Linked DNA regions of Homo sapiens: region 1 is linked to region 2. Evidence: chromatin contacts called from ENCODE Hi-C or POLR2A ChIA-PET data. All regions are on one chromosome and are shown on one strand. The core of a region is the stretch at or near the end of the contact, and the rest is flanking DNA. Distances in the headings are between cores, read along the strand shown. Region 1 overlaps C5-OT1 (C5 3' UTR overlapping transcript 1). Region 2 overlaps STOM (stomatin).

Region 1 (5,288 bases), core at 1,097-3,596, 410 kb before region 2:
AACTGTGCCTGGCATGCAGGAGGCACTCAATAAATATTTATTAAATGAATAATCTTCCACAGAAGATCTTTGTGTACCAACTATTTTTTTTTCCTTTTGGGAATTTATATAAATCATTCAACAGGAGAAGGATTACTGGATCAAGAAATATAAACATATTTTGGCTCCTGAAATGCATTGTCGAATTGCTTTGCAGACAGATAAGATCAGTTTTCATTTGTTGGGCAAATTTTCAAATCCCAAGTGCCAAGACAGTGATTTCTGGTATGTGGGAGAGGGGGGAGGGGAAGGGAGAAAGGAAGGAGGGAGGTGGCGGAGGGCAGGCATAGGCCGAATCAGAGCTGCTGTCCCTGGTGGGTCAATGGAACTAGAAGCAGCAGCAGTAGTAATCAACCAAGCAGGCCCACCCTCCACAGCGTCTCAAAGGCCCACGCAGGGCAGGAAAGATCTGCTGTATGAACTTGGGTCTGGCCACAGGAGCCAGAGTGAGCAGAAAAGCTGACAGGAGCACCTGCTCTTCGGCTTGCTGTTGAAATCCTGAAGGCTGGGTCAGGGGCCAATGAGCAAGTGGGAGTGAGGACACAAAGTGAGGCTTGGATCTGGTACTGAAGGCTCCTTTGCAGAGGCTGTTTCTGGGTTGCAGCTACTCTGCTTAGGACACGGGATCTGGAACATTAAGTTACACAAGGACCTCTGTCCATAAACCTCCAGGAACACAGAGGCCTCTTCACGTAGTTCTGCTGCTGCCAGGCCCATTCAGCAGCATGCTGGCCCTGTATTCCTTTGCTTCCTGCTCCGCCACTAGAGCAATGGCATAATTTTTAAAAAGTGAAATAACATGAATAACATTTGCTAGGAACATTACAAAAAAGGTGAAGTTAAAAAAAAGAATCCCTAAGAACTAATACATAGAAGCTGAGAATAAATTAATCAGACTAAGGTACCAGTTGAGTAATCCTTATCCAAAATGCTTGGAACCAGAAGTGTTTCAGATTTCAGATTTTTTTCAGATTTTGGAATATTTGCATATACATACAATAAGATATCTTGGGGATGGGACCATGTCTAAATACAAAATTCATTTATGTTTCATGTATACCTTATATACATCCCCTAAAGGTAATTTTATACAATGTTTTAAACAATGTTTTACATGAAACAAAGTTTGTGTTAAGTACTTATGTGTGGAATTTTTCATTTGTGGTGTCATGTTGGTACTCAAAAAGTTTCAAATTTTGAAGCATTTCAGATTTTGGATTTTCAGATTTGGGATGCTCAACCTGTAATTATAAAATTATGGTAATTAGAAGAAAAAAAGAAAAATTATTAAAACCGTACAAAAGTTAACAGGATGACCCATCCCAGACCTATAGAATGAGAACCTGCACTTTCACAAGCTCTTAAACAACACTTCTGAAACTTTAACATGCCTATAATATTCCTGGATTTTTTTTTTTTTTTTTTTTGAGATGGAGTCTCACTCTGTCACCCAGGCTGGAGTGCAGAGGCGCAATCTCGGCTCACTGCAAGCTTCACCTCCCGGGTTCACGCCATTCTCCTGCCTCAGCCTCCCGAGTAGCTGGGACTATAGGCACCCGCCACCACGCCCGGCTATTTTTTTGTATTTTTAGTAGAGACGTGGTTTCACCGAGTTAGCAAGAATGGACTCGATCTCCTGACCTCGTGATCCACCTGCCTCGGCCTCCCAAAGTGCTGGGATTACAGGCGTGAGCCACCACGCCAGGCCTGGATATCTTATTAAAATATAGATCTCCGAGCTCTGCTCCCAAGATTTTCTGTTTCAGTAGGTCTGGGGTGGGGTCTGGGAATTTGCATTCCTGACAAACTCCCAGGCGGCCAGGGACCACACTTTGTATAGCATTGTTCTAAGGCTGACAGTCCTGAGGACCAAAAGAGGAAGGCAAATGGGAAAATTCGAGGCACTGGAGGAGGTTGTTTTTTAAGATAGTGGTCTTTTCCCAATTTTTAAAAAAGCACACCAGGCAGTCTCTGTCTATGGTATCTTAGCACAAAGATGCTTTTTGTTTTTAATGCTATGTTTATATTTGTGCAAGATTCTACATTTTAAAATTTCTCTCACTTGTTGGATCTTATTTCATCCTTGCAACAAATCTGTAAATTGGGTTGGGGGAAATTCTTTCATTATTTTTAAAAGATAGAACTGAGGCCTAGAGAGTTAAGACAGCTGGAAATCACACTCCAGCTGACTGCCACAGATTGTGGGCTCCTGAGTTGGCACTAAGGTGTTTTTCCTAATCATTATAACCCATTAGGGCTGATAATGTTACTTCCGCTTTCTAGATGGGCAAATTGAGACTTGATGAGGTTCAGGAACTCTCCCAAGGCCACAAGTCAGGGCAGCTCCTCTGTTTCATGGTTCAATGTCTTACTTCTTCACTGTATCACTTCCCCATACTAACTCCTCCTTTCTCTCTCTGTCTGTCAGTCACACACACACAACATAGCCAAATCAGTGAGCCATTTTAATTTCGACACCCAGCATTTATTTAATGAACAGACCACAGTTTGGCCTTTCGCCTTTAGAGGTGAAAGGAGGAGGCAAGAAGAGGATGAATGACGACCAGCCTTGCCCCAAGGCCCTAACAGACTCAGGAAACCTTTCTGCCTTCTCCTCCAACTCTAAGCATATCTCCTTTCCCTTCCTCTTCCTTTGCCCTCAGAGAATTACAGTCTAGTCCTGGCTCTAATTTCCTAAAGGTTCTTTATTTGGAAAATATATTATTAAGCCAAACAATCCTTTCCTTAACTCCAATTTCTCTTGTCTCATTCAGTTTCAACCCCCCTCCCACCGACCACCCTTCCAACACCAACACACACACACACACACACACACACACCCCTCCAGCCTAACAACAACAACACCAAAACCCTCTGATTGCTCCCAACTCATCTGTTAGACATGTTAGCCCTGGCCCTCACCACCAGGCTCGGGTCTCTGCTTGCCCCTGCAGGCAATGTTTCTATTAGGCCCTGAGGAGACACCAGGCTGCATATAGGAAGGCAGAGGAGCCTGGTGCTGCGGGTTCTAGCCCCAGCTCTGTTGTGGAACCCTCTTGGTGAGTCCTGGCTCCTCCCTGGGCCTGCTTCCTGGTCTGTGAAATGGGGAGGCATTGATGAGATGATCTCTAGAGGATCTTTAAATGTCAATATTTTATGAATCTAAGTAGGATGTTCACAGGTAAAAAATTATTGAATTTACCACCTCTAGTGTGCCAGAGAGGTATTATTACCCAGCCACAAGTTACTTTTATTGTGCCAGGCACTGTGCTAATCATTTTATGTGCATTATCTGTATTATCTCATTTGAGCCTTGCAGAAATCCTCTGACTTGGGTATTATTAGTACTTCTGTTTTTCAGATGTGAAAACTTCACCTTTTTATTAAAGCAGTCAAGTAGATGTTTTCTTGACTATTAAAAGTCTCTCAGCACTGAAGGGACATTAAGCCCCCTACCTTGAATTGCCCAGAAACATCCCTGGAAGGTGGCAGCTAGACTCTGCTCAGATGGCCCCAGCAATAAGGAACTTGGACCTGACTCTACTTTTGAATGGCTATGGCTATAAGAAAATGCTTCTTCACAGGGAGCCAAAACTGGTGTCTCTGTAACTCCTGCTCATCTCAGTGGTGGGAAGAATGCGGTGTTCAGAGGCCTCACTTGGGCTTCTGTCCTGGCCTTTCCATTTATCAGCACCATAATCCTAGACAAGCTGCTCCTCTGGACCTCCATGTTCACAGGCAAAAAATGAAGGAATCGGATGAGATGAGCTCTAGGTCCTTTCTGGTGTGGGCATTTTAGATTTGTATAATTCATGACTGTGCATGTAACATACACATATCTGACTATAATGATGGAAACAGAGAAGGAGTGGAATTTTGGTGGCGGGGGGCCTCTGTCAGGTATGAGGCTGTGAGCATGGTGTGTGTATGTGCATGTTTCTGGGACAGGGGTCTGTGAAAGAGAAGAGTGGCCCTGGACAACTGGCGTGAGGCCTCGGTGTCCCTGGGAGCCAGTCTGGTGCCCAGAGCCAGGCTGGGGTGTTCTCTGTGTCTGATGTCATAGAACATCAACATCAGACAAAATGGATCCATACTAAAAACGACTACTCTATAATCATGTTTGAGCAGGATATAAAAACAAGAACATTGTCCAAACCACAAAAATGACCACACACACCCTTTTCCTGGCTAAAGTGAGTAAGTGCTGCTACTTTTCCTCCCAGCTAGAAAAGAAATAAGATACTGGGTCATAGGATTGCCCCTGCTTCCTGAAAGCATCCAATCCAGAGTAAAGTTCCATTTCTTTGAGGCTCCTCCCAAATACTCTATCACAAGTACAAATCCTATAATAAGGCTTTTCTAATGCACTCTCACCGAGAAGCCTTATGGTCCCCATGGTGTGTGTTCTCCCTTGTTGCAAAGACTCAATAAACTGAAACTTGTTCAGTTCCAGGTATTCCTGGTTGTCTTGATTGGAGGGAATTGATAAGTCTATAGCTTTCATTAGATTCTGAAAAGGATGTGTATGTGGCTGGAGAAAATCCCACAACCCATGCTGATCAGTCCCACTTTAAATTCATGACTAGAAACTTCAAGTGGACCCTTAATACGAAGAAGCAAATATATTACAAGTCCTTAGTTGGTTCAGCCTCCCTCTCTTTTAGATAACTGTCTCACCCTTCTTTCCTCCCGTCACACCTCCAATTGCTCCTCCCTATCCTCCATCTCAGGTGATGATCTTCATCCTACTTCTCTGAGAAAGGGACTTCCACAGACTCTCACCACATCTACCCCTTGCCAGCGTCTGCTGCATGTGCTCAGCTTCTCTGCCTACAACCATGGGTCATGGATCAGGGATCGGTATGCTGCTGCCCAAGGGCTAAATCCAGCCTGCCTAGTCCATGCCCATTCTTTTCTGCATTATCTATGGCTGCATTTGTGCTACAATGAGAGAGTTGAGCAGTTGCAATAGAGACTTATGAGAATTATGGCCCACAAAGCCTAAAATATTACAGTTATTTTAATGCATGGCTCTTTACAGAAGTTTGCTGACCCCTGGCATAGGTGAGCTAGTCATGTTCTTATTTAAAGCCAAGTCCTCCACTTGTGCTCCAGATCCTATCCACTCTTACCTCTTCAAGGACATTACTCTAGTAGTTCTCCTTTCTCTCTCCTGCATCGTCAATTATTTACTCTTTACTGAGTCATTCCCTTTAGAACACAAATGTGTTATTTCTTCCGTCTTAAAC
Region 2 (5,345 bases), core at 904-3,403:
ATTGTCAATTGCTTTTTTCCCTAAATATTTTTGATCCATGGAGCCAACCGTATAATCTATGTACATTTTCCTGTACACTTTAAATCATCTCTAGATTACTTCTATTATCCAATACAATACCTACACATCACTTTATTCATGTGGATTCAATGCCATGCTTGATGCATGGCAAATTCAAGTTTTGCTTTTTGGAACTTTGTGGAGTTTTTTCCTAATATTTTCAGTCTGCGGTTGGCTGAATCCCTGTATGCAAAACCCATGCATGCAAAGGGCCAACTGTAATAGTAACAGTAAGAACTTATATAGCACTTACTATTTGTCAGCCATTGCTCTAAGCACTTGGCACATATATCTCACTTCTCAGAACCACCTTATACAGTAGTTCTTACTATTACAAATGTCTATTTTCTGGATGAGGAAACTGAGGCACAGAAAAGTTAAAGAACTTGCTTAAGGTCACTGAGCTAGAAATGCTGAAGGCAGTCAAGGTCTAAAGCCTGTGCTCTGGCAGGGAACGGTGGCTCATGCCTGTAATCCCAGCACTTTAGGAGGCCAGAACGGATCACCTGAGGTCAGGAGTTCGAGACCAGCCTGGCCAACATGGCAAAATCCCGTGTCTACTAAAAATACAAAAAAATTAGCCGGGCGTGGTGGCGCACATCTATAGTCTCAGCTACTCGGGAGGCTGAGGCACGAGAATCACTTGAACCCAGGCGGCGGAGGTTGCAGTGAGCTGAGATCACACTACTGCACTTCAGCCTGGGTGACAGAGCAAGATTCCAATTAAAACAAACAAACAAACAAACAAAAATTTAAAATAAATAAATAAATAAAGCCTACACTCTAACTATTCTGTCCCTCATTGTAAAGCACTTTCACATATGATACCTCAGTTATTCAAAGAAAACCTTACCTCCTGAGGAGGAATATCAAATGAAATAGTTCTCATGTCCACTTTGATGAAGCTGTCAGTGCATGGCAGAATAAAAAACAAACCTGCAACAAAGATACACACATTATACAGACACCAGCAACCTAATCAGTTCACTTCTCCATTCAGTTTTAAGAAAATCAACCTAGTGAACTGAAAAGTCACCAGTTCATCTTCGTGAATGAGCCAGAAGCCAGGAATGATAACTTTGATTCCTCTTGCTTACTTCCCACATTTGACTGTCTCCACTAAGGTCTGTGGAGTTCATTTCCTTAATCTACTGTTGCTATCACTCTTCTCCCCACCGCCCCACTGGGACCAATGCAATCGTTTCCCAGGCCATCTTTCTATTTTTTGTAGTTTCTCTCCTATAATCTATTTCCTAAGCTGCAAGCCGAGCAATCCCCCCTAAAATACAAACCCTCCCCCACGCATGGTCCTGCATAACCCGCCTTTGTTCCCCTCTTCAGCCACTTCCTCTCTCTTCACACCCTGCACTCTTGCTGGACTGATCTACTTGCAGTTTCTTGAATCTGCAATACTCTCCTCTTTGTTGCTTTGTGTATGTTGCTATTTCCGCCGCAAACACCTCCTGTTGGTTAACACCTTTTCAGACCTCAAGACTCAGTCAAGATGTAACTTCCAGAAAGCCTTGACTCAGCCTACGACTAGTTCAGATCAGTAACACTTCTCTGGTTTTCTCTTTTCTCACAGCTCTCTGTGAGTACTTGATCATAATACTTATCACATAGGATTGTAGCTATCTGTTTCCTTGTTGGTTCCTACCACTAGATAGGAAGATCCTTGAGGGTAGGGACTGTGTTTTAGTCTCCCTTGAATTCCCAGAACCTGGAACACAGTAGGAGCTTAATTGAAGTTTGCCAAATGAATGACTGAAAGTCTTTCTTTGGTAGAGATTCTCATGCTCAAACTTGTATAGCTGTACTGTTCTTGGCCTAGGTGGTAATCTTATCAGCTCAAATGGGAAGGGGAGGGGAAGGGTAGGAAGGAAAGGGTAACAAAAGATTGGCTAGAACCACTGCTATTGTTATACAACTCCTGCTACATGAACTCTTATCTAAGACAGAGTAGAAGAGGCCCTCATAAGGGAAATCACGTCAATAAAAAAATTTTAGACTGGGCACGGTGGCTCACGTCTGTAATCCTAGTGCTTTGGGAAGCTGGGGTGGGATGATTGCTTGAGGTCAGGAGTTCAAGGCTGCAGTGAGACATGAGCATGCCACTGTACTCCAGCCTGGGCGACGGAATGAAACCCTGTCTTTAAAAAAACAACTACCTAAAAATAAAAAAAATAAAAAGAACTTTAGTTTTCAGATAAACAATCTAGAATCCCAGTACTGACCAGGTCCTTTGGCTCCTCCTTGTAAAATGCGACCCAATCTAAAGATGATGGCTCTTTCATACTCTTTTATAATCTAGAATAAAAACATGAATAATAATTTAACATGAAGAGTACAAATATATACATGCATGGCTTCTTAAATATATATTTCTGCTCTAAACAGATTAGATGCCTCATCTTTTTTCTTTAGAACCAGATCATATCTATAAATCACATGTCCAATGTTTACCTTCTCAAAGCTTATTTATTATTTTCTTACTGATTACAAAAGCAATAGATATTCACTGTATAAATTTAGGAAGGACAGAATAGTATACAGAAACAAATCCATAACCTCACTCCTCAGCTGTTAACATTGTTATTCAGTTACTCATGCAGGCCAGGCACGGTGGCTCACGCCTGTAATTTCAGCATTTTGGAAGGCCGAGGTGGGCAGATCACGGAGGTTAGGAGTTCAAGACCAGCCTGGCCAACATGGTGAAACCCTGTTTCTACTAAAAATACAAAAATTATCCGGGTATGGTGGTGGGTGCCTATAATCCAAGCTACAAGGGAGGATGAGACAGGAGAATCACTTGAACCGAGATCGCACCACTGCACTCCAGCCTGGGCCACAAGGTGACTCCGTCTCAAAAAAAAAAAAAAAAAAATAATAATAATAATAATAATCCCAGCTACACGGGAGGCTGAGGCAGAAGAATCGCTTGAACCTGGGAGGCGGAGGTTGCAGTGAGCCGAGATCGCGCCACTGCACTCCAGCCTGGGCGACAGAGCAAGGCTCTGGCTCAAAAAAAAAAAAAAAAATTACTCATGCATTGTTAATTCAGAAACACAAAAAGCTGAAGTCTTCACAGTTTTTCTTCTGATTCCCTTAAGAATAAATTGATCTGAAAATGCTTGGAGCATATTTTATCTTCTTAGAAATATGTAAATAATAGTCATATATCAAAGTATTAACAACTTTGTAGAAAAAATAACGAGCACTGAGGGTATTTATGACGTGCCAGGCATTGTGATAAGTACATTTAGACACATAATTCATTTAATCCTCGCAACACTCCTATGAAGTAGGTACTGTTACTTTCTCCCATTTTACAGGTGAGGAAACAGCAAAGGTCACACAATAAACAGTAAAGCCAGCAGTCAAACCCTATCATCCTAACTCTGAAGAACTTGTTCTCTCAGAACCATCTCACATCCCTGGCCCCAGGAAATTTTTGATGGTGAAACTTACTTTAGCCCACGGGGAAGGGCAATGGCTGAAAAGAAGTTTTAAGGTTCCATTTTAATAGGTGGGTAGAAGAATAAATTTTCCAAAGAAAGATGAAGAAATAAGAATTATAAGAGAGAGAGACAGTCTGTTTCTTTCTCACATACACACAGGCACACACGAAGTAGGTTTATGGAGGTAGGAGTTGACCCCTTCCCAGAAGTGAATGAAATGTTCTTTACCTTTATGCACATCCATATTGAGATTGGGAAAGTTATAACGGTGAATAAGAATGAGAACGCCACCAAAATCCATCCGCAAGGTCCAAGGCCCTTACTGGGGCTGTCTGTTGAAAACAAAAAATATACAACTCTCACAACTGTTACTAGCATAATCACCACCATCTTCATCCTTACCATTCGCTGAATACCTATGTGCTTGGCACTACACCAGCTGTTTTACATGAATTTCCCCATCTAATCCTCATACAGCCCTGAAGTGTAAGTACTACTTTCCCTTATCTATGTGATGTCATAACACAAGTATATTTCCACATTACTCATTACTTTATTCAGCAAACATTTATTAAGCATCTACTATTTATTAGGCCCTCTGCTTTGTACTGAAATGATAACAATGAGTAAGACCCAATCCCAGCTTTCAGGGTTAAAGTTTAGTGGGAAAGTCAGACAAACACATAATTATAATATTAGGTGGTAAGTACAGATATAGAGTATCTGTTCAGAATATTTTGAAGACACAGAATGAGTTAACTCACGCAGTTAGGATGGAGGTGAGAAAGGAATGGGGCGGGGAGGTGATTCAGGTGGCTGTCAGAGGGTTTCCTGAAGGATGTAATAGTAAGAAAATATCGACGAAAAGAAAGTGGAGGCTGGGCGTCGTGGCTCACGCCTGTAATCCCAGCACTTTGGGAGGCCGAGACAGGTGGATCACTTGAGGTCAAGAGTTCAAGACCAGCCTGATCAACATGATAAAACCCCGTCTCTACTAAAAATACAAAAATTAGCTAGGCGTTGTGGTGAGTGCCTGTAATCCCAGCTACTGGGAAGGCTGAGGCAGGAGAATTGCATGAACCCAGGAGGTGGAGGTTGCAGTGAGCCAAGATTGTACCACTGCACTCCAGCCTGGGCAACAGAGGAAGAATCTGTCAAAAGAAAAGAAAAGAAAAGAAAAAGGAAAGAGGGAAAAGGCATTAGAGCATTTTAGCTAGGAGTACAGTACGAATAAAGGTGAAAACCATATGATATGAGTATAAAGTTGTTTAGAGCCTCTTTTTAAAAATTACACCTGTAAAATATTTCACTAGGTTTATGCAGCATCATTTATTGCCCACTTCCTGATTACACAGGTTGTTTGATTTCTTAGTGCTATAAACAGTGTTGTAGTGAACATCTTTGTACACGGCTTTCCTCTCACATTTCTAATTGTTTCCTGTTCCTGTAATATGCAACAGCTTTTCCGTCTGATTACAAAGGTAATAATGCAAAAAATTCACAGAAGTATAACAAAGGAGGGAAAAATTACTTTAAATTCAGAGGTATTTTGGTATATTCTTTGAAAATTTTCCTAGTGTACACACCATATTTTTAAATGATATATATATATATATTTATTTATTTATTTTTTGAGACAGAGTCTTGCTCTGTTGCCCAGGCTGGAGTGCAGCAGCACAGTCTCACCTCACTGCAACCTCCACCTCCTGGGATCATGCGATTCTCCCGTCTCAATCTCCTGAGTAGCTGGGATTACAGCCACCTGCCACCACACCCGGCTACTTTTTGTATTTAGTACAGATGGGGTTTCACCATGTTGGCCAGGCT

What was found. Hi-C counts contacts between places; a loop is a spot of excess contacts on that map. ChIA-PET counts read pairs that join two places held with the same protein, here RNA polymerase II (POLR2A). Pooled maps may share reads with other maps.
Region 1: a loop to region 2 is called in a pooled map, with 4 times the contacts of the local background. The contact joins two enhancer-like sites. A Hi-C loop is called at or near these places in 3 of 37 single-sample maps with no recorded cell type and 8 of 50 pooled maps. POLR2A ChIA-PET finds 5 or more read pairs at or near these places in 2 of 52 experiments (BJ and GM12878).

What each region holds. Positions count from the first base shown.
Region 1 is chr9:120,942,230-120,947,517 of GRCh38, forward strand. It overlaps C5-OT1 (C5 3' UTR overlapping transcript 1), which reads right to left. Exons shown (of 2, transcript NR_148450.1): 2 at 23-1,280. Among named protein-coding and RNA genes, the nearest start is that of C5-OT1, 8.0 kb to the right of the region's middle. RefSeq lists an enhancer at 2,617-2,666. Within about 2 kb of position 2,347, at least 3 of the 41 ENCODE cell types and tissues checked have a DNase peak (open chromatin) inside an H3K27ac peak, as active enhancers do.
Region 2 is chr9:121,352,307-121,357,651 of GRCh38, forward strand. It overlaps STOM (stomatin), which reads right to left. Exons shown (of 7, transcript NM_004099.6): 2 at 3,747-3,850; 3 at 2,295-2,367; 4 at 914-996. Among named protein-coding and RNA genes, the nearest start is that of STOM, 15 kb to the right of the region's middle. RefSeq lists an enhancer at 1,697-1,916. Within about 2 kb of position 2,154, at least 11 of the 41 ENCODE cell types and tissues checked have a DNase peak (open chromatin) inside an H3K27ac peak, as active enhancers do.